2 separate regions of the Mus musculus genome follow, and region 1 is linked to region 2. A link is a loop called in an ENCODE intact Hi-C map of the cell type or tissue named here. Cell type or tissue: left cerebral cortex. All regions are shown on one strand. Links, peaks and the distances in the headings refer to the core of each region. The heading gives the core; the rest is flanking DNA.

Region 1 (5,380 bases), core at 81-5,080, 96 kb after region 2:
CTGGCCCTACATCCCTCCAGAAGCTGGTATGTTTCTTGTTTAAGGAAACAGTAGCTTTGTGTGGTTCATTGGTAAAGAGCTTAAGAGCTTACCTAAGCAAATACATATAAGGCCCTGGGTCTATTTACCAGTGCTTGGGGTGGGGACAGGTGACAGTGTAGAGCCAGCCTAGCATGCTAGAGGGCCTAGGTGCCATTCCGAGTGTTGCAAAGAAACAACAAACAACAGATGCAGCTAGATCAGGTGGCTCATGTGGGAGGCTGGCAATGAGGATTGCTACAAATTCATAGCTAACCTCGGCTACACTGCGAGTTCAATGCTAGCTTTGGCTATCTAGTGTAAAACTGTCTCAAAAACAAAGCAAAACAAACCAAGGGAATCATCAGAGTAGGTTTACTGAGATTGCTTAGAAGATAAAGGGGCCGGGCAACCTGAGTTTGATCCCTAGACACCAGGTAAGGATGAAGAAAGTGACTCTTCCAAACTGTCATCTACACATGTGCTGTGGCAAGCACACAACACATGCATGTACACATGCGTGCATGCACGCAATAACACACATATGCTTCCTCTGTCTTATACACACACTAACAACAATAAAAATTTAAAAATGGAAGCAGATGGCGGGGAAGGGCCAGAAAGAGGGAAAAATTATACCCAGGAACGTGGGAGAGAAATGTTGATATTTTTAGATATGTGACCAGAGGTTACACATTCTCCATACCTCTGCCTCCATCTCTTCTCTTTCATTGCCAGAAACAGAAGTCTAAAAATGAGCCATGGAAATGGAATGCTCTAGAAAAAAAAAAAAAAAAGCCACTCCAATGAAGAGATACCAATCTTCACACTGCAAGCATACCCTGTTATTCTGCCTGGCATACTGGATGCTGAGATACCTGGTAGACAAACGGGATGCACAATATTGTATACAAGATACAATATAAATAGGCATGATGTCGAGGAGGGAGAGGCTGGCCACTGAGCAGGTGTTCCTGACACATAACTTCATCACTGTTCACTAATGTGCAGTTTATCTAGATCTTTTTGTTTTGAGATAGAGTCTCACTGTGTGGCCCAGGCCAGGGTTGAACCTTAGGTACTCCAGAGTTAGCCTTCTGTGCGCTTGGATTATGGGTGGGTGCCAGGACACCTACCTGATAGACCTAAATTTAAAAGCAAATAAAATTCCCAGAACCCTAGGACTTGTTCTAGAGGCAGGGTCTCATCATACAGGACTGTTGAGAAGTGTGCCCCGAGCTAGAGCTTCCCTCCCTTCAGTTTTGGCAGTGTGGGGATTTGAGAGTTTCACTATGTAGCTTTGGCTGGCTTAGGAACCCTCTAACGTAGGCCAGGCTAGCCTGAAATTCATAGAGAACTGCCTGGCTGTGTTTGAGTGATGGGAATCAAAGTTGTGGGCCACCACACCCAGCGTAAAGCCACACCTCTAACTATGCAGACTGTGAACAATGGCCTGCTTGCCATACCCAACATCCCTTTTTATTTAAAACTGCCTTCCTCAAATCCAGGCAAGGCCCAAATCCATCTCCTTGTCACTTTCCTAGAACAGAGTGCAAAAGGTGTCCCTAACCTATGATGGCCCTCGCCAGCTTTCATGGACAAGCCAAGATAAAGGACAAGGACATTTCTGTCCTTCTCATTCCACCTGGCAGGAATTAAGTGACCCTCGCCAGATGGTTCAGTCCCCCAGTTATGACAATACCTGCAGTTTTCAAACTGTCTTTGTGCAAAGAAACACTTCAACAAAGAACAATATTGAGCATTCTGGCTTAAAGGAGTTTGGACAGACGAGCCCAGAATAGTTCCCAGTTTTCCCACACATACTTTCTACATCCTTGGTCTTCCTAGAAGTCATAAACACAAAGGTTTAAAACTAGTAGACCCACACTGGATACGGTGGAGCACCTCTGTGATTCAGCACTTGGGAAGGAGGAGAAAGGAACGTTAGTTGTTCCAGGCTAGCCTCAGCTATGTAGTGAGTTTAAGGCTATACTCTGTCTCAAAAAGCAAAACGAGAAACAGACAATCACAGAACTAGTGAAGCCTGGAGATACCAAGAAAATGGGACTGGCAGGTTTGGAAAAAAAGGCAAGCTGATCAGCACAGAGAAACAGGAGTACCGAGGCTAGCCCTGCGAGGGGCAAGCAAAGCCATGTCTGGAGTGGGTTTCTCCTTCAGTTTTCCAGGTTTTCTGCCAAGACATGTGTATCCTTTCAATAATTAAGACTTGGGTGGAGGAGTGGGAATTACATGGCTCTATCCTTCCTCCTCAGCTCTCCACTGATTTCAGAGGTGCTGGGGTGGAGGTGGGGGTGAGGAGGAGACATCACCTAAGACATTTCCTATACCCTCAGGGGCTTGCGTGAGCCTGGATTCCATGCATTTGAGACTTTGCAAAGCTAGGCTCTAAGTAGGCTTCCCTCCGTGACCCAGGCTCTTCTCTCACCTCCCAACCATAAGTGTGCCTGCTTAGTGCTGGGAGCATTACGGATGGTTGTGAGCCACCATGTGGTTGCTGGATTTGAACACTTTTAATAACTCAAAAAAAACCTCGCTCTTCCAAGGGCAGCCTTGCAAGGGCACCTGCTTGGTGAACATGTTTCCACCTTGAGCTCAGCCTTGCTCCTGCTCTCCTACAGGGTCTTAGGGCCACTGGTAAAGCATGCATCAAACTGCATGACCTCTGATCCAAACATGGACACTAAGGGAACGCTGTTTATGGACTGCTACAATTCCAGTGACAGCAAATAGCAATGAGTCTCGATAACAAAATCCATCAGGGTGACCTCCGCCCAGTGGGACGCTCAGGTAAAACAGTCCTTGGATTCAGAATCAAAAGCCCCTTTCAGTATACCAATGAGAGGAAACGCCTCTACTTTATGTGAATGTTCAATCCCACTTGCCATGGTATTTAAAAAAAAAAACAAAACTTCCCATCATTCATCTCAGACAGCCGGTTCACAGGCTTTCAATTCAAGGTGATTCTGTAATTTTCTATTCCTGTCTCGCTAACCAGCTGGCTAAATTGCATCAGACAGTTCCCTGTCGCAGTCCTCAGAGAACAAACATTGCTGAAGGCAGGGTGTGAATAATACCTTCAAAATCACTGCCCATCTTCATAAGAAATGTTGGAAATATTTTTCAGAAAAACAGCTCCCTCCGAGAGGTTGCAGCAGCTTGTGGGACCCAGAGAATAAATGGGGTAGTTGAAATTGCTGTTTTTTTTCCCTTTAAAAACTGCGTCATGAATCTCAACCAAAGTCAACAGTTTAAGCAAACAACACAGAAAGCCGAACACGCAGCCAGAGTGACCCTGGTGACAAAGGAGTGGCTGACTTAAACCAAAACTGCTGACCCTTCCAGATGTTCTAAAGTGACCAAAATCTGTCCCTGGGGATCTGAGAAACCAGAGAAAGCAGGTCTCTATCACTTGTCCTTGAAAGGGTCTGAATCTAAAGCAAGAGTCTGAAACCAAAACGACATTTAACACAGAGCCTTTCCTTTTGATGTTTGAATTTGTTTTACAATTGAAACCTTCCAATGTTTCTTGGTTTTGAGATAAAGCTTCATGGTGTAGTCACGTCTGGCCTGGATGTTGCTAGGTAGACCAGGTTTATTTTCAACTTGCTGTGATCCTCCTGCCTCAGCCTCTCAAGTGCTGGGACCACAATTATGCACAACCACACCCATTTGCATAAAATGAAAACAAAAAGTCTCTTTCTAGGTTGGCATGAACAGACAATTACTGAAGGTGGGAAACTAATAGTGAACTGTGGAAGCTAGCTGACAGGTAAATGAGAATTTGGGAAACTATTCTGATATGTTTGGAATGGTCCTCAAGTGCTACTTTTCCAAGGAACCTGATCTCTCTAGCTGCTTATGTATTTTTGCTATGTGTGTGCACATATGCAGCTTCATAAGCAGATTTCTGCAAGAAATGAGCCATGGCACACATTTTACATAATTTTGTTTATTATTTATTTATTTAATTAATTTAAAGACAGGCTCTCTCTATTGTGTGGTGAGACTGTTCAGGAACTTGCTATGGAGACCAGCCTGGCCTTGAACTGCCTCCGTGATTGGCAATTAAGTGCTTGTGTTCAACATAGTTTTACGTCAAGAAATATGGATGACTTTTTCAAGACTGGTTAAAATAATAGAGCATGTAGACAGGAATAAAAATATGAAGAAAAGTGCTGAAGCGACGCCTCAGCAGTTAAGAATATACTCGTAATCCCAGCACTCGAGAGGCAGAGGCAGGCGGATTTCTGAGTTCAAGGCCAGCCTGGTCTACAAAGTGAGTTCCAGGATAGCCAGGGATATACAGAGAAACCCTGTCTCGAAAAACAAAAAACAAAACAAAGAATATATACTCGTATACTGATCCTGTGCCCAGATTTTGGTTCTCAGAGTCCACATGGGTTAGGTAGTTCACAACCACCTGTAATTCAAGCTCCAGGGGATCCAATGCCCTTTCTAATCGTTTGGGGTATCTGTAATAACGTGAGCATTCCCCACCCCATCCCAGCACACATTATACATAATTACTAAGTAATTAAAATACATCATAAAATGAATAGAAAGAAAAAATAAATCTGTAAACAGAAAAGATGTGAGTATAGAGAGGCAGAATGGGCTGGTCTCAGACCACCCACACACACACACACACACACACACACACACACAGGAGGTGGTAGGCAATGGTTTTGTGAATGAAGCACAAATATTGAATCAAAGTTCTAAAAAGAACCCTTCAAAGGCTCATGACAAATCTAGACAAAACAAATCTCTCTCTCTCTCTCTCTCTCTCTCTCTCTACCTCATTTGTTTGTTTGTGTGGTTGGTTAGCTTCTTTGTTCTGAGAGATTATCTTATGTAGCTCAGGCTGGCCTTCCAGTTGCTTTGTAGCCAAGCATGGCTTTAAACACTTGATCCAATCCTCCTGTCACAACCTCCACAGGCTTATGCCAGATGTCCAGCCATCTGTTTGACAAGTCACAGGGAAACTCTAAGACTGCAAGCATATGCAGGAAGAACATTTCTCTCAGAGTCGGCCATACCATATGCTATATGCTAAAACAGTATTTACCCAAGTAAAACAGTAATGTCCTGCTTGTGCATGGAGCCGGGAGTCATGAGAAATGACCCCCAAATACATTCCTGTGACAGGATGTATATGGTGGCTCACACCTGTAATCCTGGGTATTTAGGAGACTGAGGTAGAATTGTTGCAAATTCAAGGCTAGCCTGGGCTATACAGTGAGCTCCAGGTGTCTCAAATACAGAACACAACAATAACAAAAGTCTACCCCAGAAACTCAGGAAGACAGTATTACACTCATTTGCACTTGTGGATTGGAAG
Region 2 (5,380 bases), core at 139-5,138:
AGAGATGATAAGCTACAGAGAGATGATCCAGGGAGAAGTGGAGAATTCAAACTTGGACTAATGTTTAAAATAAACCAAGAGGAAATCTGTGATTTCATTCTTTAATGTGACACAGATGTATTTTGGTCCCTAGCTCTAGGAATGTGTTGTCATGCATTTAATCTGCGTAGGTGATGGCCTTTTTAATTTGTCTCTACCTGTTGATTAAAAAAAAAAAAAAAGGTTTTACCTTTATTTATTTTTGCAAGTGTGGGCACGTGTGGGGCATTGTACATGTGTGAAGGTCAGAGGTTCCTTTCTGCCACCATGTGGGTCCTAGTCAAGTCATCAGGCTTTGGCGAGCACCTTTATCCACTGAGCCATCATGCTGAACTTGTCCCTAGCTTTTTGCGACAGTGTCTGATGTAACCCAAGCTGGGTTACAACTTGCTATTTAGTGAACAGCAAACTACTACTGTTCTCTACTCTCTACTCCTAATTCTTCTACTCGCAAGTGCTGGGATTATACCATCTGCATTCAGCTCTAGTTGGAAATCATGTGGCAAGAAAGTAAAAAGATTACATAGTAATGGGCGGTGACAACCTGGGGTTTTCTGGGTGTAGTAAAGATCTCTAGTGACTAGTATTAATAACTTGATACCTAGGAGGCAGACCTCTGGGCGTTGGGACTCTATGGATAAAGGTTAGCCCCTGAGAGTGTCTTTGAGGGACTATCTTGATTAGGTTTATTGAAGTAGGAAGACCCATCCACCAGGGGTAGCACCGTGCCCTAGGAGGGGGGCTCTGAACTGTGTACACAGGTGCATTAATTCACGGCTTTCTTTGTCTTGACTGTGGATATAATGTGACTAGCTTAGACTCCTACTGCCTTGACTTACTGGAAATGATGGGTTGTGAACCATGAGCTACAACAAATCCTTTCTCCCTTAAGTTGCTTTTGACAGGGTATTTTCTCATAACAACAGAAAAGGAACCAGGACAGCATCCTCAAGTATCCTTTGCTGGGCATTTCCAGGGAAGAGAACCTGGCAGCTGTCTACTGCTCCAGCATCCCTTTTTTTCTTTTGCAATATGTTGTCACATTCCAGATGAATAAGTTATGGATCAGAGAATGAGGCGGTCGCTGAGGCTACTTGGGACTGTCTCTGATCACGACTCATGTTGATGGGCCAAAGGGTGCTCTGGGGGGCGAACCTCAGTTGTGTAAGTGATTGTTTGGCATATAAAAAGCCAAGGGTTGTATGCTCAGCACCACATAGCAAACTGGACACACCTCTAATCCCAGCACTTGTGAGGAGGATCAGAATGTCAGTCAGAGGGTCAAAGGTCAGCCTGGGCTACCTAAGACCCAATCTTCACATATAAAACAAAACAAAGCTGAGAACAAAACAGAGTCCCACACTTGCTTCAGACTAAGACTAAAGCACTGTCTAGCACTTAGGAAGTGCACATGGCCCAGTATGTCATCTGGGCTATTCTGTCTTTGGTATACCTTTCATACAAGTCACAGACCTGTATGGAGCTAGTAGTGACTGGGAGTCCTCCAGACCTCCATTCCTACAGCATAAATGACCTCTGGTGGGGTGGCTAAACTATTTTCTTCCAGATGGAGACACTGAAGACCAGAAAAGCAGAACCATTTCTACAGATCTGAAGGACTCCAGGATAAGATGGATGATCTTAATTCTGAAGCCAGATAGACCTAGACTAGTTGGCTTTAGTTGGCTTCTGGCTCCTGCCGATTAGTTACACAACTGTGACTCAATTCTTTCAGCCTCAACAACAAAATACAGCTAATATCCAGCTGCTCAGTTGTGACAAAAATTAGAAGACATAATACATACCGGGCAATTCTCATGGCCTAGCAACAAAACCAAAAACCAAAAAACAAAACAAAAAAAAACCCAACCAAACAAAAAAAACAGACCCCCATCTCTTCTCCCTCTGCCCCTACAGAATATACCACATACAGAGCTACATCCTATGCTCTTTCTCCAGAACAGCTCCCTCCCACGCCTTCCATGTTGGCTTCCAGTGCTAAGCCACAGAACTGCTAGCCAAGACCAAACTGTCTTTATGCAAGAAAGTGATAAATTTGTAGGCTAACCCTAGAAAACAGACTTCTTTATGGATTTTTGAAAAGGCTTCCAGGAAAATCTTCCAGACAGCCCATTTCAATTTGGTCTTGTTATTTATGTCTTTTTTACAAAGTTACTGAAATTAGCCATGTTGGGTACACAGCCATGGGTCACTGAGATCTTTTTTTTAAACAGGCTCAGAGAAGAAAATACTAAACACAAGTAGTTTCTCTCCTGTTTTTTTTTTTTTGTTGTTGTTGTTGTTGTTATTGTTGTTTTGTTTTTTGGGATAGGTGTTCATACAGCTTAAGCTGGCCTCAAACTTTCTTCTATGTAGTCAACTATGACCTTGAATTTCTAATCCTCCTGTTCCTACCTCTCAAGTATCTCAAATATGGGTAATGCAGGCACATGCCACTGTGCCAGACTGGCTGGGATCAAACCCAGAGCTTCATGCAAACTAAGCAAGCACCACTTGAGCTAACATTTTTTTTTTTTCTCTTTGAAACTGGGCCTCAGGCTGGAGAGATGGCTCAGTGGTTAAGAGCACTGACTGCTCTTCTGGAGGTCCTGAGTTCAAATCCCAGCAACTACATGGTAGCTTACAACCATCCCCATCCATAATGAGATCTGATGCCCTCTGCTGGTATGTCTGAAGTCAGCTACAGTGTACTTGAAAGAAAGAAAGAAAGAGAGAGGGGGGGGGAGGGAGGGAGGGAGGGAGGGAGGGAGGGAGGGAGGGAGGGAGGGAGGGAGGGAGGGAGGGAGGGAAGGAGGCAGGGAGGGAGGGTCTCATGTAGCCAGGTTGCCTCTTTCCTCCACTTTTCTCGTACTGGGATTAGGAGGTGTGTGCCACCACCTCTGTTTCAGGAGTCTTAGCTTAAACTATTTATTTTCTGCACAAGAACCTACAGAAAATGAGACCTGGATAGGTTGGGCTCACGGAGACAACAGTGGGGACACTCAGGAGCATGCACATAATCAAATGCTCCCTTACCAGGCTGGGCTTCCCTCTGCCTTCCTGGTGGAGTCTCACCCTTGCTCACTCTTCCTCCTACCTGTGCTGAGCACTCTCTATGAACTGTCCCTTGGGAAAGTCATGAATGAGAGAGTAGAGCTTTGCAGTATTAGCTTGAGCAGGCTAACACTATATATTTCGTTTCTTCCTAACGTAGAGAGAGTCCCAGGCTCTAGCTGGCCACAGGAGACTTGTGCATGATGTCTGGAAGGTAGAAGTGAGGTGGCTACCCCTACTGAGGTTGACTAAGGTGAGAGGCAGCCGTAAAGGCACCCAGGTAGGGGTCCAGCCAGCTTATTCTGCCCCTCTGCTTGTCCACATTCAGTCTTCCCCAGTCAATAATCCCTAGAGACCAACAGTGCTCCAAGGGTCTCAGAGGCTAATGATACCAAAGCTTGGGAGAGATTCTGTCATAGGTGTCCCTTGGGGACACACTTCAAAATCACCGTGAATGAAGGACAAGCTTGGCCGATGAAGGTTTGGGGTGTGTAAGACACCAAAGTGCTTGCTGGGAGCTCCTGGCATACGTAAGTATTAGAAAAACAAATGACAGACTCAAATGCAGAGATGCCTGTATGACAGGACTTGTGGGGTAAATGCAGCAGTGCTGGGGTTCCCCAGCTTGTTCCTTGTGAGGTGGGGAGAGACAGGGTTTCCCTACATACCCCTGACTGTCCTGAAACTCGCTCTGTAGACCAGGCTAGCCTCACACTCAGAGATCTGCCTGCCTCTGCCTCTTAAGTGTTAGGACTAAGGGTATGCATCATTGTTGCCTGGCTCCAGCTTGCTCCTTTGTTTTTCTATAATGTCTAGCTCTTTATCTCACCTGCCTGCATTATGAACAAGGAGGAATCTCAGGCCCACTACCAGATCCTCTGAGATGGCTCACTGTCCTGTAAAAACCTGATGACCCGAGGTTGATCGACAGATCCAGACTCCCGAAACTTGTCCTCTGACCTCCACATGCAATGTCATGGCACGTGCACACCTATGTACAAAAATACACCTGTATGCTAATCATCATACATTTGTCAAAGGTGGAACCTATATATGGGCAGTGCTGGCAGGCCTGTGGAATAATGCTGATATGGTAGAAATGGGGATGGGGTTAACAGGAAAGGAGACACAGAGGACACACGATTGTGCTGAGCTATACTCTCACCATGCTCACAATGAGTCAAAGAACAGGCAGGCAAACCAAGAGAACTTGGGGTAGGCAGTGAACTTGGAGTCAGTAATAGCTAATAGGGATATCAGCCTGAAATCATCACAGCCAAATGGGACAACTGAGTTCCATGCAAACACAATGGGGGTGGTTTAAATAAGTTTGCCACCCCCCCACAGACTCATGTCTATGTTTGAATATGGGCCCCAAAGGAAATGGTACTATTTAGAGGTGTGGCCTCGTTTGAGTAGGTGTGGCCTTGTTGGAGGAAAGGTGTCACCATAGGGGTGGGCTTTGAGGTTTCCTATGCCTAAACTCTGCCCAGTGTGGAATCAGAGTCTCCTCCTGTTGCCTGTGGAAGACAGTCTCTTTCTGGCTGTCTTCAGATAAAGATATAGAACTCTCAAATCCTTCTCCAGCAGTATGTCTGTCTGCATGCTGCCATGCTTCCTGCTATGACAACAATCGACTGAACCCCTGAAACTGTAAACCAGCCTCAATTAAATGTTTTCCTTTTTATGGGTTGCCTTGGTCAGTGTCTCTCCACGGCAATAAAACCCTAAACAAGACACACAGGAGAATAGGAAAGGCCAAGACCACAGTTTTTTTTGTTTGTTTGTTTTGTTTTTTTCTCCTTCTTATATTCTGCTAGAGCCCTTCTCATTTCCTATATCCCTTTCTTGAGTGGTATATTTGTTAGGGTCAATGAGCCTGCATTGACATATCACTGCTGTCCAGAGTTCACAGTCTAATTCAGCTCATTGTCACTGCGCTACACTCTACTCAGGGACAAATATATACGGGCACCATTACAGTATCTCAGAGTCACTGCCTTAAAGTCCAAACCTGAGGACTGGGAGATGGCTCAGTCAGTTGTGCGTGCTGTTCAAACAGCAGGCCCGTGTTTGCATCTCTAGCACCCACATAAAAGATCAAGTGTGACGGCCTGGAACTCCAGCGCTGAGCTCACGGGCAACCCAGCCTAGCTGAAGTGGGAGACTCGGGTTCAATAGGAGACCTGCACCTCCAAAACTAAGATGGAGAAGTGATTGAGGAAGATACCCAATGTCAACTGCTTGCCTAAACAAGTACACACATGGTCATACATATTCACATACT

Evidence for each region. A loop is a pair of places that touch in the nucleus more often than their neighbours do. Peaks named below come from ENCODE experiments on the same cell type or tissue, not always from the same donor. Only the 100,000 strongest peaks of a DNase experiment are listed, where the experiment ranks them.
Region 1: it touches region 2 in a loop (1.8-fold over the local background); 2 of 42 quality-filtered maps call a loop at or near these places.

What each region holds. Positions count from the first base shown.
Region 1 is chr15:55,137,191-55,142,570 of GRCm38, reverse strand. All of the region lies in intron 1 of Deptor (DEP domain containing MTOR-interacting protein), which reads right to left. Among named protein-coding and RNA genes, the nearest start is that of Gm9920, 26 kb to the right of the region's middle. In left cerebral cortex, for the core only: no CTCF peak of the experiment used is centred there; DNase peaks (open chromatin) are centred at 3,070, 4,699 and 5,010.
Region 2 is chr15:55,232,885-55,238,264 of GRCm38, reverse strand. All of the region lies in intron 8 of Deptor (DEP domain containing MTOR-interacting protein), which reads right to left. Among named protein-coding and RNA genes, the nearest start is that of Gm26296, 27 kb to the left of the region's middle. In left cerebral cortex, for the core only: no CTCF peak of the experiment used is centred there; DNase peaks (open chromatin) are centred at 2,045 and 2,524; H3K27ac peaks cover 261 bases.